Regions from separate parts of the Homo sapiens genome. Here region 1 is linked to region 2. The links are chromatin loops, found by intact Hi-C in ENCODE. Cell type or tissue: mammary epithelial cell. All regions are shown on one strand. Links, peaks and the distances in the headings refer to the core of each region. The heading gives the core; the rest is flanking DNA.

What was found. Peaks named below come from ENCODE experiments on the same cell type or tissue, not always from the same donor. Only the 100,000 strongest peaks of a DNase experiment are listed, where the experiment ranks them.
Region 1: it touches region 2 in a loop (6-fold over the local background); 1 of 110 quality-filtered maps calls a loop at or near these places.

What each region holds. Positions count from the first base shown.
Region 1 is chr2:156,114,243-156,117,169 of GRCh38, reverse strand. All of the region lies in intron 1 of LINC01876 (long intergenic non-protein coding RNA 1876), which reads left to right. Among named protein-coding and RNA genes, the nearest start is that of LINC01876, 140 kb to the left of the region's middle. In mammary epithelial cell, for the core only: no CTCF peak of the experiment used is centred there; DNase peaks (open chromatin) are centred at 879 and 1,639.
Region 2 is chr2:156,180,966-156,183,892 of GRCh38, reverse strand. All of the region lies in intron 1 of LINC01876 (long intergenic non-protein coding RNA 1876), which reads left to right. Among named protein-coding and RNA genes, the nearest start is that of LINC01876, 73 kb to the left of the region's middle. In mammary epithelial cell, for the core only: no CTCF peak of the experiment used is centred there; a DNase peak (open chromatin) is centred at 1,542; H3K27ac peaks cover 1,591 bases.

The DNA.
Region 1 (2,927 bases), core at 197-2,696, 67 kb after region 2:
GACCAACCTGAAGCAGCTGTGGGTAATTCTGTTAGCCAAAACAAGCTGGAAGCAAAAGGGAAAAAGGTAACAGTGAAAATTCTTAAAGGAACCAAGTACAATCTCACTAATAAGCTACAAAACATTTAAATGACTAGTGTCTGTGTGTGCTTGCTAGTATTATTATACCATCAGAAAGTAAAAATGGACATACATGTTATGCATTAAACCCACAAGAGAGAAAACTTGAGGACTGATTAATTTAAGTAGTAAATGAATCCAAGAAGTGTGGATCACTTGATGGAAAATAACCAAGAAAGCCCATTATTATCTCTCTTGCTGGCTTGGTGTATGATGAAGAAGAGACATATATTAAAGGGTGCTGCCAGAAGAGAATAAATTTGTATCTTAATAGAAAACTCAAGGCAAACTTGCGGGGGTTACCAAATCAAGGAACATTTCTTGAATTCCCACTGACTACGGTGTTTCTGTCACATTGTTGATTGCTGCAGACATTTCCTTAACTCTAGAGTGCCAAACATCAAGAAAATGTGCACAAATAAACAATATTAAGAAACACTGGTGTGGTAGACTGTTAGAACTCCCCCCATTCCTGTATGTACATCTCTTTGCAATGTGACTTTGCTGGTTCTCTTGTAGTGGACTTTATTTCTACCCCAACTGACTCTGGGCTTGTCCATGCACCTTGCTTTGGCCAATGGGACATTAGCAAACATAACTCAAGTAGAGCCTTGAAAAGTCTTTTTACATTGAGACTCATGCTCTCTCACTGCTGGGAACCCTGAGAGCTCCAAGTGAGAGCTTTCAGGAAGCTGAAAGCTAGCTTTCACCCGAGAGGATGAAATTCCACATGTAAAGACAGGCTGAAACACTTCAGCCATCCTGGCCAGAACCTCAGGCATTAGAGTGAGTACAAACCAGACCATCAAGTCCTTGACAAAGTTACTCCATACCAGAACTGCCAGATCACCGACAGACATGTAAGAAATAAAAATCTGTTTTTGTTTTAAGTCACTAAGTCAGCAGCAAAAACTAATAGATACACAATGAAATAAATGTGTAAAGTTCAACTTTAAGACATGATATGTGATGGAATCATTGAAGAAATCATACAAAGTTGAGGTTAGTATGGAAAGGCTTCAAAAAAGAGTGAGGGTTTGGTGATTCTGTGTATAATATTTTGCAGAGATCTTTTTCTGCTTCATTTTTTTGTCACCAAATCAGCTGCAAATCCTGGTCACTTATGTTTAGATTACTACATGCATCTTCACATGTATCTTCCATCTCTTTTTGTCTATAATTCAAATAAGTATTCTTAGAGTCATCTGAGTTATATACAGGCATACCTTGTTTTATTGCACTCCACAGATATTGCAGTTTTTACAAATTGAAGGTTTGTGGCAACCTTGCATGGAATAAGTCTACCAGTGCCATGTTTTCTAACAGCATGGGCTCACTTTTTCACTTTGTTGACTTTTTTAAAGAAAATTTTTAGATTAAGGTATGTGTGTTGATTTCTTGGTCATAATGCTATTCCCCTCTTAATAGACTACAGTACGAGAGCATAACTTTTGTATGCACTGGGAAACCAAAAAAATTTGTGTGACTCACATTATTGCAGTATTTGCTTTATTGTTGTGGTCTGGAACTGAACTCACACTGTCTTGGAGGTATGCCTGTTGTATTAGTCCATTCTCACGCTGCTACAAAAACATACTTGAGACTGGGTAATTTATAAAGAAAGAGGTTTAATTGACTCAAAATTTCTAATGGCTGGGTGACCTCAGGAAACTTATGATGATGGCACAAGGCGGAGGGGAAACAAGGCATGTCTTACATGGTGGCAGGAGAGAGCGGGACTGGGATAAGGAAGTGTCATACTTTTAAACCATCAGATCTCATGAGAACTCACTTGCTGTCATGAGAACAGCATGAGGGAAATTGCCCCCATGATTCAATCACCGCCCAGCAGGTCTTTCCCTCAACACCTGGGGATTACTTGGTTCCATGTGACTTCTGAGTCTAGGCCATTGAAGGATAGAGCTTCTGCCTGGTTCTCTCTCTCAGATCATACACATTCTAGAGGAGTCCAGCAAACATCCTGTGAGGACAATTAAGCAGTCTTATGGAGAGACTCACATAGCAAGTAATCACATCCTCCCATCGTCAACCAGCATCAACTTTTTGGTCATGGGAATGAGCCACTTTGGAAGAAGATTGTCCAGCCCGAGTCCAAAACCTATAGCCCCAGGCAGCATTTTGAATTCAACATCATTAGAGTCTCTAAGGCAGAACCACTCAACTCAGCTGCTTCTCAATTCCTAACCCAGAGAAATTCCGTGAGATTCAAAATATTTATTATTGTCTTAAGCTACCAAGTTTTAGGGGAATTTGTTTCACAGCAATGGATAACTATTACACACAAAAGAAAAATGCCAAAATTTGCATAGTACTTTTAAAAATAAAAATAATAAATCAATCAGTCTGATTTTGGGCCAGCAGCTGGATCAGAGACATTAGTTGCAGTTCCTTATTTCGGAATCCAAATGTGAAACGACACACATTGTTAAGCTTAGTCTTTGGGTGCCTTAGCTCTTTTCTTTGTAAATTTTAGTTAATGAATCTGTCAATATCCAAGTCATTTTAAAAAACTTTGGATTCATGGTAGTAAACTCCCTCTTGTTTTATCTTCAATGTAATTAGTTTAATTTTATGCCTTAACGTTCTTATGATCTATCTTCTTTTCTATACTTCAGTCCTGTCTATATTCATACCCTTGTCTAATATTCTATGGAATATTTAGGAACTTAGGCCTCCAATCCGTCAGTAAAGTACCCCTTCTAAAAGGTACTATTTACAGTATATCATCTAAATGCTTTTGCTTGTTACAAAGTGACCAGGCCCTAAATATCTCTACAATAGTATAT
Region 2 (2,927 bases), core at 179-2,678:
CAGGCACACTCAACTCTTACCTCTAAGTGGATGGCTAGTGATGATGTTATTGCTACTCTTCATATCTTACTGGAGATTCTGTTCTACACTGGGAATTTTCTGCTGCAAATCTCTAAATGCAGCATGCTCCAAAGAAAAATGCAACTTTTGCGGTGGGGGGAGGGGGGAGGGAAGCATTAGGAGATACACCTAATGTAAATGACAAGTTAACGGGTGCAGCACACCAGCATGGCACATGTATACATATGTAACAAACCTGCACGTTGTGCACATGTACCCTGGAACTTAAAGTATAATAAAAAAATAAAAAATAAGATAAAAAAAGAAATAAAAAGAATGCAACTTCTTCCACATTTCGCTAAACCTTCTCATGTTCCTAATTCCCTCAGCTTCTGCGTTCAATCACTTGCTAACTTTCCAAAAGCTTACTTTCATGCTGCTTTCATCACTCTTCTTACCTCTCTCGGCATATTCTTAATTAAATTTGTCCTATTTTACTAATTTTCCAAATGATCTTTCTGTCTTCTTTTCCTCCCAATTTAATTTTCATACTATTGCCAAGTTAGATTTCTAAAATCATTGTTTCACACAAAAATTTTCCGTGGACTTTCCCTATACACTGGGTATAACCGAAAACGCTTAGCTTGACATTGAAGTCATCCTTTCTTGCCACAGGAGGAGAGTATAATACCTCTTAAGTGTTCTTAGGAGATTAACTAACCCATCATGAAATCAGGAAAACAAAATTTGAGTTGACTGGGAATATTTGTTTTCCTTCTCATTGTCATAATTTTGCTTTGAAATACTTTATAAAATCATTGGGTATACAATTTCTTTTGGAACTGATATCAGTTTAATATAGATCTCCAGTGTTTATCAGCCTAGATTAAGTTTTTTTTTAACAATTTACCCTCAACCACAATTCCATTTTATTGCTATATTATTTAAACTCCTTTTCATGTATAAAAACAAAACATCTTGGCTCTAGTTAGGATGGTTGTCTTTATTTGAAATAATAACTGAAGCTGATATGATCATTATCGTTCCAGGAGAATTAACAATGATAAAAGTAATAAATGATACTAATTTTATAATCAGATAATTTTCCTACTAGTTAGAATGAGTTATGGTTTTGGTAAGTGTCCTCCTGGCATCTAGAAACTGACTAATCCAAATACTAAAAAATGTTTATAGAGGCAGCCTTCATTGCACTTTTTAATTCAAAAGCAAGTGGCATAGAAGTCAACCAGAAAGACAACAATCATTATTACTTCAACAGCTTTTGTATTCTCTTACCCACCAAATTTCCTAACCAGACGAAACTAGAAATATAACCTGGAAAGGAATCCCTTTCTAAATCAAATTACATGAAGAATTTAATTCACTATGCTTTTTGGTAAATAGGTTGGAATAGTTGCCTCAAGCTGTCACTCCTTGAAAATGTACGTGTCCTAGACAAGGTTGCTGATGTCACGGTTAGGAGTTCACTTCCTGGGAGAGGTTTACAATTGAAGCTGAGGTGTATCTGATTCAGCCCTTAGGCAGAAAAACTGGATGAAGCAGTTTTTCCCCTTTCTCTTTTACAGACTGTGTGATTTGTGCAACAGCTTTGGCTTGGCAAATAGGGAAGTGTCAGAGCTAAATCAGCTTTACTCTAAGGGCATGGTGTGCCTGTGTTTCTCAGCTCACTGATACCTAAATCCAGGACCATTTTACTTCAAGTGGAATACACACACAGAGCAAACATTCTCAAGGTCAGGTATACCTGTTCTTTGTATTCCACAGCAAGAACCATTTTCCTTGTTCAGAAACAGGCAAAGAACTCATTTGTGCTTCAGAACAGTAAACTCCATGAAAAAAATACGTTCAAAGAACCACTTTTTAAAAAGAAGATGTTATGCAATCAGTATTTTTGGGATTATCAAATATGTGAGAGCTAGGGGGAGGGTGGTAGCCCTGGTTTACCTTCATGAGTGCATGATTGGCAATCTGTTATGCTTGTGGGATGGCCAGATATCTAAGACATACGGAAGGGAACAATTGAAGCAAATAACTATATAATTCAAGCAATATTCTCTGACTTTTCTTCAATTACTTACAGTATTTCAAGCAGCAATAGAGGTGGGGCCTGAGTTATTTGGGCTATTTCTTCCTTTTCTATTTTCTTTCGGTGGAATAAGTAAAAGTAAGTGATGTGCTTTGTGTGTGTGTGTGTGTGTGTGTGTGTGTGTGTGTGTGTGTGTGTGTTACTGTTATTGTTATATTTTGCAGTCAGACAGAGCTTTTTTTTTTGAGTAAACAAGATTCAGCAACTTAAAGAGGACCTGAGTTGTCCAAATGCCTGTTTTGGAATGGGGAAGTGTGGATTTTTCCTTTTCACTATATCTTATGCTATTAGAGACAGATGCACGATTATGGATGGCTGTGTTGTATACCTGCACAGGCTCAGGAAACAGCCCTGGGTTCCCCTCAACTTCTTAGTCATGAATGATGCCCTATTGTTTCCTTTCAGGTTTTGCCTCTTCACATCTCTTACCTTTTTCCCCCTTAGTTTTATGTAAATCATGTGGATAATGGAATGAAATGGTTTCCATGGAGCTGAACAAATATAGGTCATATTATAAGGGACTCTTCCTCTCTTGATGTACACAGGTGAATTTGCATATAGTTTTAATTATTTAGTTTTATATGTAGGACAGAAACCGTGAACAAAGTTGAACTTTTTGTGAAGTAGACTTACACTTTCCCTTATAAAATATATCTGTATTGATACAATAAAAATTCAAACTACACAAAAACACTGTAATTTAGTAGAGAGAAAAATCAGATGGGACATCTGTTTTTAAAACACGTTTTAATTACCTGCTAGCAAAGTCGCTATATGGTTTACTTCTCTGTGCAACAGCTTTATTACTTTATTTTTTATT